Regions from separate parts of the Mus musculus genome. Here region 2 is linked to region 1. The links are chromatin loops, found by intact Hi-C in ENCODE. Cell type or tissue: left cerebral cortex. All regions are shown on one strand. Each heading gives the region's core, and the rest is flanking DNA. Links, peaks and the distances in the headings are about the cores only. Region 1 has its middle 14 kb from the start of Gm26061. Region 2 holds the start of Gm39822 (a long non-coding RNA gene).

Evidence for each region. Hi-C counts contacts between places; a loop is a spot of excess contacts. Peaks named below come from ENCODE experiments on the same cell type or tissue, not always from the same donor. Only the 100,000 strongest peaks of a DNase experiment are listed, where the experiment ranks them.
Region 2: it touches region 1 in a loop (2.1-fold over the local background); 4 of 42 quality-filtered maps call a loop at or near these places.

What each region holds. Positions count from the first base shown.
Region 1 is chr11:51,947,359-51,952,734 of GRCm38, reverse strand. No RefSeq gene overlaps it. Among named protein-coding and RNA genes, the nearest start is that of Gm26061, 14 kb to the left of the region's middle. In left cerebral cortex, for the core only: a CTCF peak has its summit at 2,815 (motif pointing right); no DNase peak of the experiment used is centred there.
Region 2 is chr11:51,896,337-51,901,712 of GRCm38, reverse strand. It overlaps Gm39822 (a long non-coding RNA gene), which reads right to left and starts at 4,401. Exons shown (of 3, transcript XR_879835.2): 1 at 4,002-4,401. In left cerebral cortex, for the core only: a CTCF peak has its summit at 2,932; DNase peaks (open chromatin) are centred at 2,849, 3,191 and 4,138; H3K4me3 peaks cover 356 bases; H3K27ac peaks cover 1,436 bases.

The sequences.
Region 1 (5,376 bases), core at 193-5,192:
AAGTACTATCCCAAGTGTATTTTATCTGGCAATGTTACCACATTTTCCAGTCAAGATTTAGGCTTTGAAAGAAAGAAAATAAACAGAGACAGAGATGTTGACGTAAAACAGTTCTCACCCCCAAAGGGAATATGAGAGCCAAAACTGAGTGTCTATGGCCCCTGAATGAAGACCCGGGTTTCTCTGAACAACACAGGCAACCTCAGAAGTAATTACAGGGACTTTTACATCACAGAACAAAAGAAGGCTGTACACAGAAGCGTTTATTAAATATCTTGATGGGGACATGGGGGTCAGGACATGGCTTGCAGATGCTACATTTTTTTTGTTGTTGTTTTGTCTTTTTGAGGCAGGGTCTCACTCTGTAGGCCAGGCTGGCCTTCAACTGACAAGCCTGACTCAGCCTCTCAAGGGCTGGGGTTACAGGCATGAGACACCACATCTGGCCACAGATGTTATCTTGAAGCTACTGGTCTGCTCAGAAAACATTCCAAACATTTTTACTGGATAGTCAAAAGGATATTAGGTTAGATGGAGATAGGGGCAGTAAAGGGCTGCTAGGACTTCAGATAGCACAAGATAAAGTTGGCTCCTCTTGTGTGACTTTCCAGCTCTTCCCACTCACACAGGTCTAACCCATCAATCTGCCTGCGAAAGTCCTCAGGTGGGCGTGGCTTCTCCAGGGAACACGCCTTCCTACCGATGAGGTCAGCAGCAGAAAACCAAACTAGAGATAATTCATTCACAACCATCGCTTCTTGCTCCTTTTCTTTTCCCCACAGGAAATTCACTAGAGTGAGGGGGAGGATGGGAATTGAACCCAGGACAAGTATTCAACCCCCAAGCTCCACCCCCAGGCCTTACTTATATTAATTTTTAGTATACAACTGACATTGTAGGCTACCTCTGTGGTAGAGTGTTTCCTTAGTGTACCCAAGGCCGGGCTTAATCTTGACCACTGGGTGGCAGGGAGTGAAGGAAGAAAGTTTATATATGTGTGTGTGTGTGTGTGTGTGTGTGTGTGTGTGTGTATGTATGTATATGTATGTATATGTGTATATATATGTGTATATATATATATATATATATATATATATATGAGAAAATATTGAATACTTGCACAAAACATAGAAAGTTGAACATCACTAAACAGAACACGATGGAACTGACTGCTGTTCCCTGTCCCCCAATTTTGTCCTCCCTCTGTTCCCCAGAGATACTGAAGTCAGTTCTCTCAACCATCTCAACTGTTTCCCTCCACTTCAGCCTCTTCTCATTTCTAAACTCTGTGCTCAAAAACAAAACAAAACAACACAGCACCAAGGCTCTCCCTTTGTGGTCCTAAAAACTTGTAGACCAGGCTGACCTCAAATTCCAGAGATTCTCTCACCTCCACCTCAGAATGCTGGGATCAGAGGTGCACCGACGCCTGGCTTTAGAATGCTGCTTGTGCGTGCACTGCTAGTTTGTTGGCCTGATAGTTTATAGGAGATGAGAATGTTCGTCCATTTATTCTGCTTTTAAGTTTTATTTTCCTGCTGGGCGTTGAACCCAGGACCGAATCAGCCTAACCATCAAGTTACAGTTGCAGCCCCAATCTGTGAGATCCGTTTCTTTTTCGCCAGCCTTCCTTCGGTCTTTGGTGAAGCCAATATTATGTTGTTGGCAGGGCTGACACGGTGACTAAGCCCAGGGACTTGTGTGTGCCAGTCTAGTATTATGTCACTAAGCTATGCCCCTAGTAATATCAGTTTTCTGTTAACACCATCGTGGTTGTGTAAAACATTTTTTGTTTTACTTTGTATATGTTTTGTTTGTTTTTGTTTTTTCGAGACAGGGTTTCTCTGTATAGCCCTGGAACTCACTTTGTAAACCAGGCTGGCCTCGAACTCAGAAATCTGCCTGCCTCTGCCTCCCAAGTGCTGTGATTAAAGGCGTGCGCCACCACTGCCTGGCTGTATATGTTTTTCTTTAGCGTTTAGATGTGTTGATGTTACTGGTAGGTAATATCGTTTTGGTTGTTTTTTGAGTTTTTGAGACAGTCTTGCTTTGTAGTCCTGGCCTTGAACTCTTTGTAATCCTCCTGCCCCAGCCTCCTAAGTGCAGGGATTACACGTATGTGCCACTAGGCCTGGCTCTTTTTATCTTCCTTTAAAAAAAAAATCTATTTACTTGTTTGTTTGTTTATCTTTTATTTGTGTGTATGTGTGTCCATGTGAGTGTACGTGTGTGCATATGAGTGTATGTGTGTGCACGTGAAGCTATGTGTGTGTGCACGTGAGGCTATGTGTGTGCACGTGAGGCTATGTGTGTGCACGTGAGGCTATGTGTGTGCACGTGAGGCTATGTGTGTGCACGTGAGGCTATGTGCCTCCTATGTATGTAGGATCCTGTGGAACAAACAAGGGCCCTCATCCTCTAGGACTACTACTACACTTCTTAACTGCTGTTAAGCTGCCTTGTGGGTTCTGGGAACTGGATCTGGGTCCTCAGGAAGAGTGTACAGTGTTCTAACCACTGAGCTGTATCTCCTTTGTTTCCTTCTTCCTTTGTCTTCTTCGCGTTGCTTCCTTCCTGTCCATGCCTTTGAATTTGGGGTGCAGGTGTGTGAGCCACAAAGCTCACATTCAGTTAGAGGACAGTTACACGTGCCGGTTCTCACCTCATGTCGTTTGAGACAAGATCTCTTCTTCACCGTTGAGTACACCAGGTTGGCTTCCAGGACGTTCTGTTTCCCGTCTCGCCATAGTTTTGGGATCAGAAAGATGCATGTCTGTCTTCATGTGGATTCTAGGGACCTCAGCACTCTATCCACCAGGTGGCCATCCTGGAACTCACTGTGTTAACCAGGGTCTATTCTTTATCCCTGCTGTTTTGTGATAATGAGCTTTGAAATGTCTGATTGTTTAATGTTAAAGTTTTCTTCCAGAATTGACGAGTTCTTCCGAGGCTGCCTCCCCTGTTCCACCCCCCCCCCCCCCGGGCATGCCCCTGACACTCATGACTGAGGCATTCCTGAATTGTCCGGGGATTCCAGCACTGGCCACATTATAGGACTATGTGGGGAAGAGATGACGCCTAACATGCCTGGGTGGAGCTTATCTGATGGGGACTTCCGGCAAGGGCGTTGATCCTCAGTTGGCTTTTCCTTTGGGGATTTCAAGTATCTGTTCCCATAGGTCTTTCCTGGAGCTTGCTTGGTTCTACAGAAAAGAGCTCTTGGGTCTGCAGCCTGGAGGAGGCATGAGCCTGGAAAGGAGGAGGCATGGGCCCAGTTGCCTAGGAGCAGGGTGAGGAAGAGGGGCTGGAAGCTGAGCCTTCAGTATCTCTACTGCTATCTACCACACCACCCACACTTCTACCCTCCTGCCCACACTCACCCTCACCCCTACCCTCACTACATAGCACCTGGTGTGCCCATCCAAGTTCCCTGGGGAGCAGGGAATTGTGTGTCCAGCACTGCCCCCCTGGTACTTGCACGTGGCCTTCCCAGCCTCCACCAGTCCTCTCATTTGTATCCTGTTCTCCGTCACCCTAGCAGCTTGGCCTGAGTCTTCCACAAACCCCACTGCAGGACACAGGCCTCTGCTCCATCCTGTGCTGCTATAGTAGTCACTACTGTGTCCCCTTCCTACATTCTAAGACTGGGCTGACATCTTTGCCTCCATCTCCTTGTCTATTCTCAAAAAATCATGTGATTTAGTCCTCATTTGATCCTCCATGATGGCTTTTTAGTATGGTTTGGGGCCAGAACAGTCAGAGTCACAGGGCACACTTGTGTTAAATTTAATTGAAAGCTTCTCCCTTCCTTCCTTCTTTCCTTCCTTCCTTCCTTCCTTCCTTCCTTCCTTCCTTTCTTTCTTTCTCTCTCTTTTTCTTTTTTTTTTTAACAAGGTTTCATGTAGCCCAAGATGACCTCAGACTACCTTAAGTAGCCCAGGATAACCTTGACCTTCCTGTCCTCTTGCATCCATCTCCAGAGTATCAGGATTACAGACCTGAACCGCTGCCTAGTTTATGAGGTGCTGGGAATGCAGCCCTGGGCTTCATGCTGAGGACCCGCTGAGCCATATCCCTGCTTCTCAGCCAGAACTTCTTCAACCTCAGTTTGCACTCACATCAAGGCCATCATTGCCAGGCCCTGCTGGGCAATAACTCTCCTTACAGTCAGCAAAGCTCTTCTTTTCTCTTCTCTCCTTTCCCTCTCCCTTTCCCTCTCCCTCTCCCTCTCCCTCTCCCTCTCCCTCCCCCTCCCCCCTCCCCTCCCCCTCCCCCTCCCTCTCTCTCTCTCTCCCCCCCCCAGGAGAGTCTCACTATGTAGCCCACTGTCCTGGAACTCACTCTGTAGACCAGGCTGGCCTCAATCTCACAGAGATCCACCTGCCTCTGCTTCCTGAGTGCTAGGATTAAATGCTCACACCACCACACCCATCCTGAGTGCTGGGATTAAGTGCTCACACCACCACATCTATCCTGTAGCAAAGCTTTCCTCTGATTCATCCGAGCAGATGTTTTCTTCTGGGCAGAGTGCAGACACTCACGGCATTACTGACAGCATTAGTAAAGCACACGGCCTTCTGGACAACAGCAACAAAGCCCAACAGCGGCTTCCACCTGGGAAGAGGAGGAACAGAAACCTTGAGAAGGGCTTGGGGATGGGAGTAAGGAGAAGACCCAGGTCCTGTAGAGTCCCTTCCAGGTCCCTGCTCCCATGCCTTGTCTGCCACCGGAGTCCCTTTGGTCACTTGACTCTAGAATTATATAGAACTTTTTTTTTTCTATTTTTGACGGGGTCTTGTTCTTCAGCTAGGTTGACTTTGAACTCTCTGTACGTGTAGGTAGGCCATACTGGCCTGGAATTCCAAGTCTTTCTACCTCAGGCTCCCCAGCGATGACATCATCCCAGGCACGCTGTGCTCAGCACAAGGGCGTTTCATCAGTTGTTCCTTACACCTTGTGCTGAGGGCTCAGAGTTTCAGGAACACCGTTGCCTTGTGTGCCATGGTGTCTACTGCAGTTTGGAGCCTAGAGAAGAAGAGGAGGGAGAGGAGCACTGGGAAAGGAGGCCAACATGCAGAGCCCAGCTCAGGGCACTTGCTGGAGAGCAAGCGAAGCCAATGTCAAGGCTACAACAATGGCTTCAGTTTCCTGCAGGCAACAGCGAGTGACCCAAGGCTTTTGACAAAGCAGTCTGTGCTTCAAGAAAGTTCTCCTGGGCCAGATGCTGGGTTCAGATGGCCGAGACTGAATTGGGTGGGGCAATTAGATAAAGGGGCTCCCTAACTAGGCAGTTCACAGGGCTACTTTTTTTGTCGTTTTGTTTTGTTTCTGAGACGGGGTTCCATGGAACTCTGGCTGTCATGGAACTTGCTCTGT
Region 2 (5,376 bases), core at 193-5,192, 51 kb after region 1:
AACTCACGGGATTTGGTTACCTCCTGCCATGTGTGTCCTGGGGATTAAACCCAGGTCACCAGGTTTGATGCCGGTGTCTGAGTCTCCGCACTAGCCCAGGTCTTAATATTGACAAAATCCAAGCTATCAATTGTTATAGTTTGTGTTCTTAGAATTTTCTTTAAGAAGATTGATAGTTTCGATTCATAAATGGAGGCTGGTGACTGGTACGGAGCTCATGTGGTGGAAGAGAGCTGATGGATTGTGCTTCAAGCTGAGAAACTAGCCCCGACATCGTTTGTTGGCAGTCAATCCCTGATTTAGCAGTTTAGCACTTTCTGCTCAGAGTCAATGGGCTGCATGTGAGTGACTCTAGGGCGGTGCCACATTTTTGTAAATTTTTATTTATATGTGTGAGTGTTTTGCCAGCTGCAGGTATGTGCACCATGTGCATGCAGGGTGCTCACAGAAGCCAGAAGAGGGCACCAGGTAGGTCCCCTGGAGCTGGAGTTGCAAGCTGGCATTGTGAGCCACTGGGTATGAATGCTGGGAATTCAATATTGGTCCTCTGAAAGAGCAAGCGCTCTGGATGCTGGGACATCTCTCCAGCTTTTGGTTTTGATTTTGAGCAGACTCTCATATAATCCAGGCTGACCTCACACTTGCTAGGCTGTTAAGGATGTCCTTGAATTCCTGATGATCCTGCCTCGACCTCCTGAGTACTGGGATTACAGCTGTGCACCACGCCCTATTTTACTTAGTGATGAGAATCCAGCCCAAGGCTTATGTGTGCAGGTCAAGGGTTCTACCAGCTGAGCTGCATCTCCAGCTGAACGCTAGCTTTTAAATCCACCTGCACCAGGTTTTGAAAACCTAGATTTATTTAATCATTTAACCCATTGTGTCCCTCAGACCCAAACTGCACTCTTTAATCTCTATATTTTGATGGCAAACTTTTACTATATGCAGATAAACAAATGTGGTACTGTGTGTACAAGTCTACTTCTGGATATTTCTCTCTCACTGTGGTATTTGTGGTCTAGTATTAGGATCAGCTCTGTGAAGCACTGAATGGTAGGACTCTGGGTTCATTCCATCTCCCCAAATAAATAAATTCTCTATCTGGAGGAGCCAGAGCCACATCTGCTTTTAGCAAGATCTGTTTCAGATCCCACACCACCTTCAACCGGCATGAAGTGCCAGTCCCGTACCTCTGTTCCTCTAGCTTTGTCCTGGTTCTATGAATACTTACCTGGGACTCAAACACCTGCCCTTTATCAGCCCAGGGACTCCCTGTCCTTCTCAGACTGCATTTCCCATCGCCCCTTTTCTCGTGGCTCTCTGAATCTCAGGTGAACCCCACTCCCATATTCTCAGCCCTATTTCTGATGGTCATCGTCATTTTCTGCTCTGACAGGAAACGGCTCTCTGGAATAATCCATGTGCCCCTCAGATCTAGGCATGGGAAAGTTCAATTACGAGTTCTCCCACCCCCCCCCCCTCCACACACACAGAGGTGCCAGTATGTTGTGAAATTTGTGCCTTTGTCTTTTTTTTTTTAATTTGAAAATAGTCTCTATAAAATCCAAGCTTGCCCGAGAGCCTCCTGCCTCAGCGTCCCCAGAGCTGCGATGACAGCAGATGCCACCAAGTCCAGCTCGCTGTGTTTTCTTACATTACTTCCTGTTTATCCTCCTTCTTAGAGACCAGTAACAGGCCAGCGAGAAGGATCAGCTGATAAAAGCATTTGCTGATATGACAACACATGTTTAGTCCCGGAGGTCATGTGAAAAGCCCGATGACATTGGGGCGCGCACAGCCCGTCTGTATCCCAGCATTCCACGGTGAGATGAGAGGCGGAAACCGGAAATTCCTCAGTCTCTAACCAAGCCCACCAGCTTCATGTTAGCAATGGGAACAAGACAGACTGTGCCTCAAACACAAGGTGAAGGTGAGAATAGCATCTTCAGAAAATTGTCCTGTGACCTCCCTACCTACACATGAGCACCTGCACTCATACACATACACAATTAATTTAAAAAAAAATAGCGATGGCAGGGGCAGGGGCTATAAAACAGCTCGTTGGTAAAATGGTAAAGAGGTTTGATCCCCCTGCCTCTGACTGCTGAGTGCTAGGATGAAAGACATGTACCCCCATACCTTTAATTTTTGATTCCAGCATTCAAGTACACAAACAGCTCGATCCCTGCCACCCCCCCCCACCCCCCACCCTTGGTCTCCTTTTCACTCTTTACAACAGCTCAGCCTCCCTTCCTATAGCCAGGCTCCCAAGGAATGGTTATGTGTGTGTCATTGTGAGCCTTCCACCTCTCAACTTCAGACACTGCCCTGCCATTCTCTGCCGCCTACCCTCCTCTGGTTCCCCAACTCAACACTTCACCCTGAAATCCACTGATTTGAGCAAACATCTGTGACTCTCATCTGCCCAGTGTCCCACTCCGATCCTGTCCCAGCCTGGAGGCTGTGTCCTAACATTACCTATCTATCGATCCTGCTATAGTGCTGTCATCTGGCAAAGGCACAGCCCTAATCAATGCAGTCCTCTATGCCCACACGGGTCCCACAGGCAACCAGAACTGAAGACAAGCCTTCACTCACTGACCAGCCTCCACTCACTATTTTGTGGAGCTAGAGGACTCCAAACCTCGGCATGCTCGCTCCTCCATGCCCTTGAGCTGCAGGCTCAGCCCCCAGTCCCACTCCAAGGACCACGACTGCCCGGCCGCTGTGCTCCATCCCTCAAGTCTATTCACACCCGCTCTCCTAGACGACTGCTTCACACCTCCTCCTCCACCTCACTCTCAGCTGACAACCTCTTCCGATTTTGCTAAGAAAATAGAAGCCCTTGGCACAGACGTTGTGCTGGCTCTGCGGCTCCCCACCCACCGGCATCTGTGCCCATCCGCTCTGCCTTTCCTCCCACTGAGGCGGCACCCACCCTTGTCCCCCAGCAGGGAGGCCTGTTTCTTCTTTCTTTCTTTCTTTCTTTCTTTCTTTCTTTCTTTCTTTCTTTCTTTCTTTCTTTCTTTCTTCTGCTGTGTTCAGGCACGATCTTACGCAGCTCAGGCTAGCCTTGAAACTGCTATGAAGCCAAGGTTAACCATGAACTCCTGAGTTTCCTCCTTACCTCTACCTTCTGGGATTGCAGGCATGTGCCACTCCACCCGGCTGTGCACCAGATGCCAACCCCACCTGCCTCTCCAGGGCTCCATGCCAACCAGCGCTCACCCTCTCCTAACCACGCTCCCCTGTCTCTCTGATCGTTTCCGTCAGCACGCAGAAAGCCTCTGATTTTCCTTTCTGAAGGGAAAAGTTCCTCTGACCTTATGCTCTCAGTTACCTTCCTTCTTTCCTCTCCCCTCTGTGACAAGACTTCTGGGAGGAGGAGATCCTTTGCGCCTCCTTCAAGCCCTTCTCCCTTCCTGTCTCATATTTATTCCCATAGACCCCCATCCCCACCCCTCACTAGTCCAAATATGCCATCAAAGGGATCTCTCTCCATATCCTTAAGTTCCACAGTCAGTCACTGGACTTCACCTTCCCTCTGTCTCTTTAACATACTAGAGTTCATCTTGGGTCAGCAAGGTGGCTCACTGGATAAAGGGGCTTGCGGCCAAGCCTGATGGTCTCAGTTCAATCCCTGGAACCCGTGTAGTGGATGGAGAGACCCGGCTCCACAAGCTGTTCTCTGACCTCCATATGTATACACCCACCTACTCACACACAGACACACACAAACAAGTAAATAAGTAGGTTTTAAAAAGAAAAGATTTCACCTTCAACTCTGTCGTGGATGGGAGACTAACCCAAGAAGATCTTGAGTTAGACCTGCCCTAATAGTGACTTCCATGCCTGCTTGTACTACAGAATGAGATTCTGTATCAAAAATAAAGATAAAGGGGGAGGGGCCTATCTCCCACCTCGGCATCAACTAGTGCTCCGTCCTTGCCCACCCCTGTTCCTCTCCAAGGCAAAGTCTTGGAGACCTTGTCTCTACCTACTGTGCCCACCGTGATCACCTCCTCCAGCATCCTGGCTTTAAGCATCATTTGGCAGAGAGTAACTTCCAAATATATATCCCAGGCCAAACCCTTTTCTGAATTCCGCTCCTATTGTCTCCTCAGGCTGACTCACAGCCCCTAACAATCAGGCTCCGCTTGCCAATTCTCCCAGTCCGTAGCTGGCCCACTTTCCTACAGACGTTCCGGTTTTGACTCTCAGGCTCTCTGTTCTGCATCCGGAGTGCAGCGGTGGCTCACCCAACATGGCCGCCAGTGGACCCTCTCCACCCTGGGCTGGCCCAGTAACGCTCAGTGTGACATATTCCAGGATTAGGGGGCTGCGGTGGCTACCCCTCCCACCCCACAGACCTCACAGGTGTTTGGCTATTGACACTTGAATGCCCACCTCGCCTCTGTCTCCCCACCCCCCTTGATGTGGGGTTGTAATGACATTCCAAAAGAGTGCCGCTGAAGACATTGCTATCCATCTGTGGCTTTCATAGCATGCTGAAATGAACTTTCCTCTGGGTTTTATTGTTTTTAGAACCCATGCAAGTCCTGGTAGGGACCTCTGTAAAAGGTGTCTTGGCTCCTGACCTGCCTGGCTTTCATTTGTTTATTTGACTTGTTTGCTTGTTTTATGTTTTTAATTTTTAATAAATTTACTTATTTAGAGTATTTATTTTTGAGACAGGGCTTCATTATTTAGCTCTGGTTGGCCTAGAACTCTTTGTATAGACCAGGCTGTCCTGCAACTCATAGAAATCCACCTGCCTTTGACACCTGAGTGCTGGAATTAAAGGCATGTGCCAACATAAGCAGTATTTTTTTTTTTAAACAAGGACTCGAGTATCCCAGGCTAGACCTGGATTTCATATATAGCCAAGGATAACCCTGATTTCCTGATCTTCCTGCCTCTACCTCCCAAGTGTTGAGACTACAGGCATGTGCCACTACCCCCATTTTATGTAGTGCTGGGGATGAACCCAGAGCTGTGTGCACACTACACAAACATTCTGCTATCTGAAGCACATCCCCAGATCCACATCCTGGCTTTCAAGGTGGGTTAGGGCTCCCTGGCCCAGGAGTCAGGAATGGGCGGTGTCTGTCCCTTAAGACCACTCCTGAGTGGGCTTCTCAGCAGCCAGTGGTAACACAGGGTGGCTCCCCCCTCCCACCACTACTCACAGCTACAATTTACAGACCAAGAATTAAAGCCTGGAACACCACCCTGCGGTCTCCCAGAGGGGGAGGGTGGAGCCTGCAGCAGGCTCTGCTGCCCTTGGAAGCCAGGCACATTAGCAGTTGCTACCCAGGGTGAAGAAGCATTCTCGGGGTCATGTTAATCTGCTGTTTCCTCTTCTTCAGAGTGTCT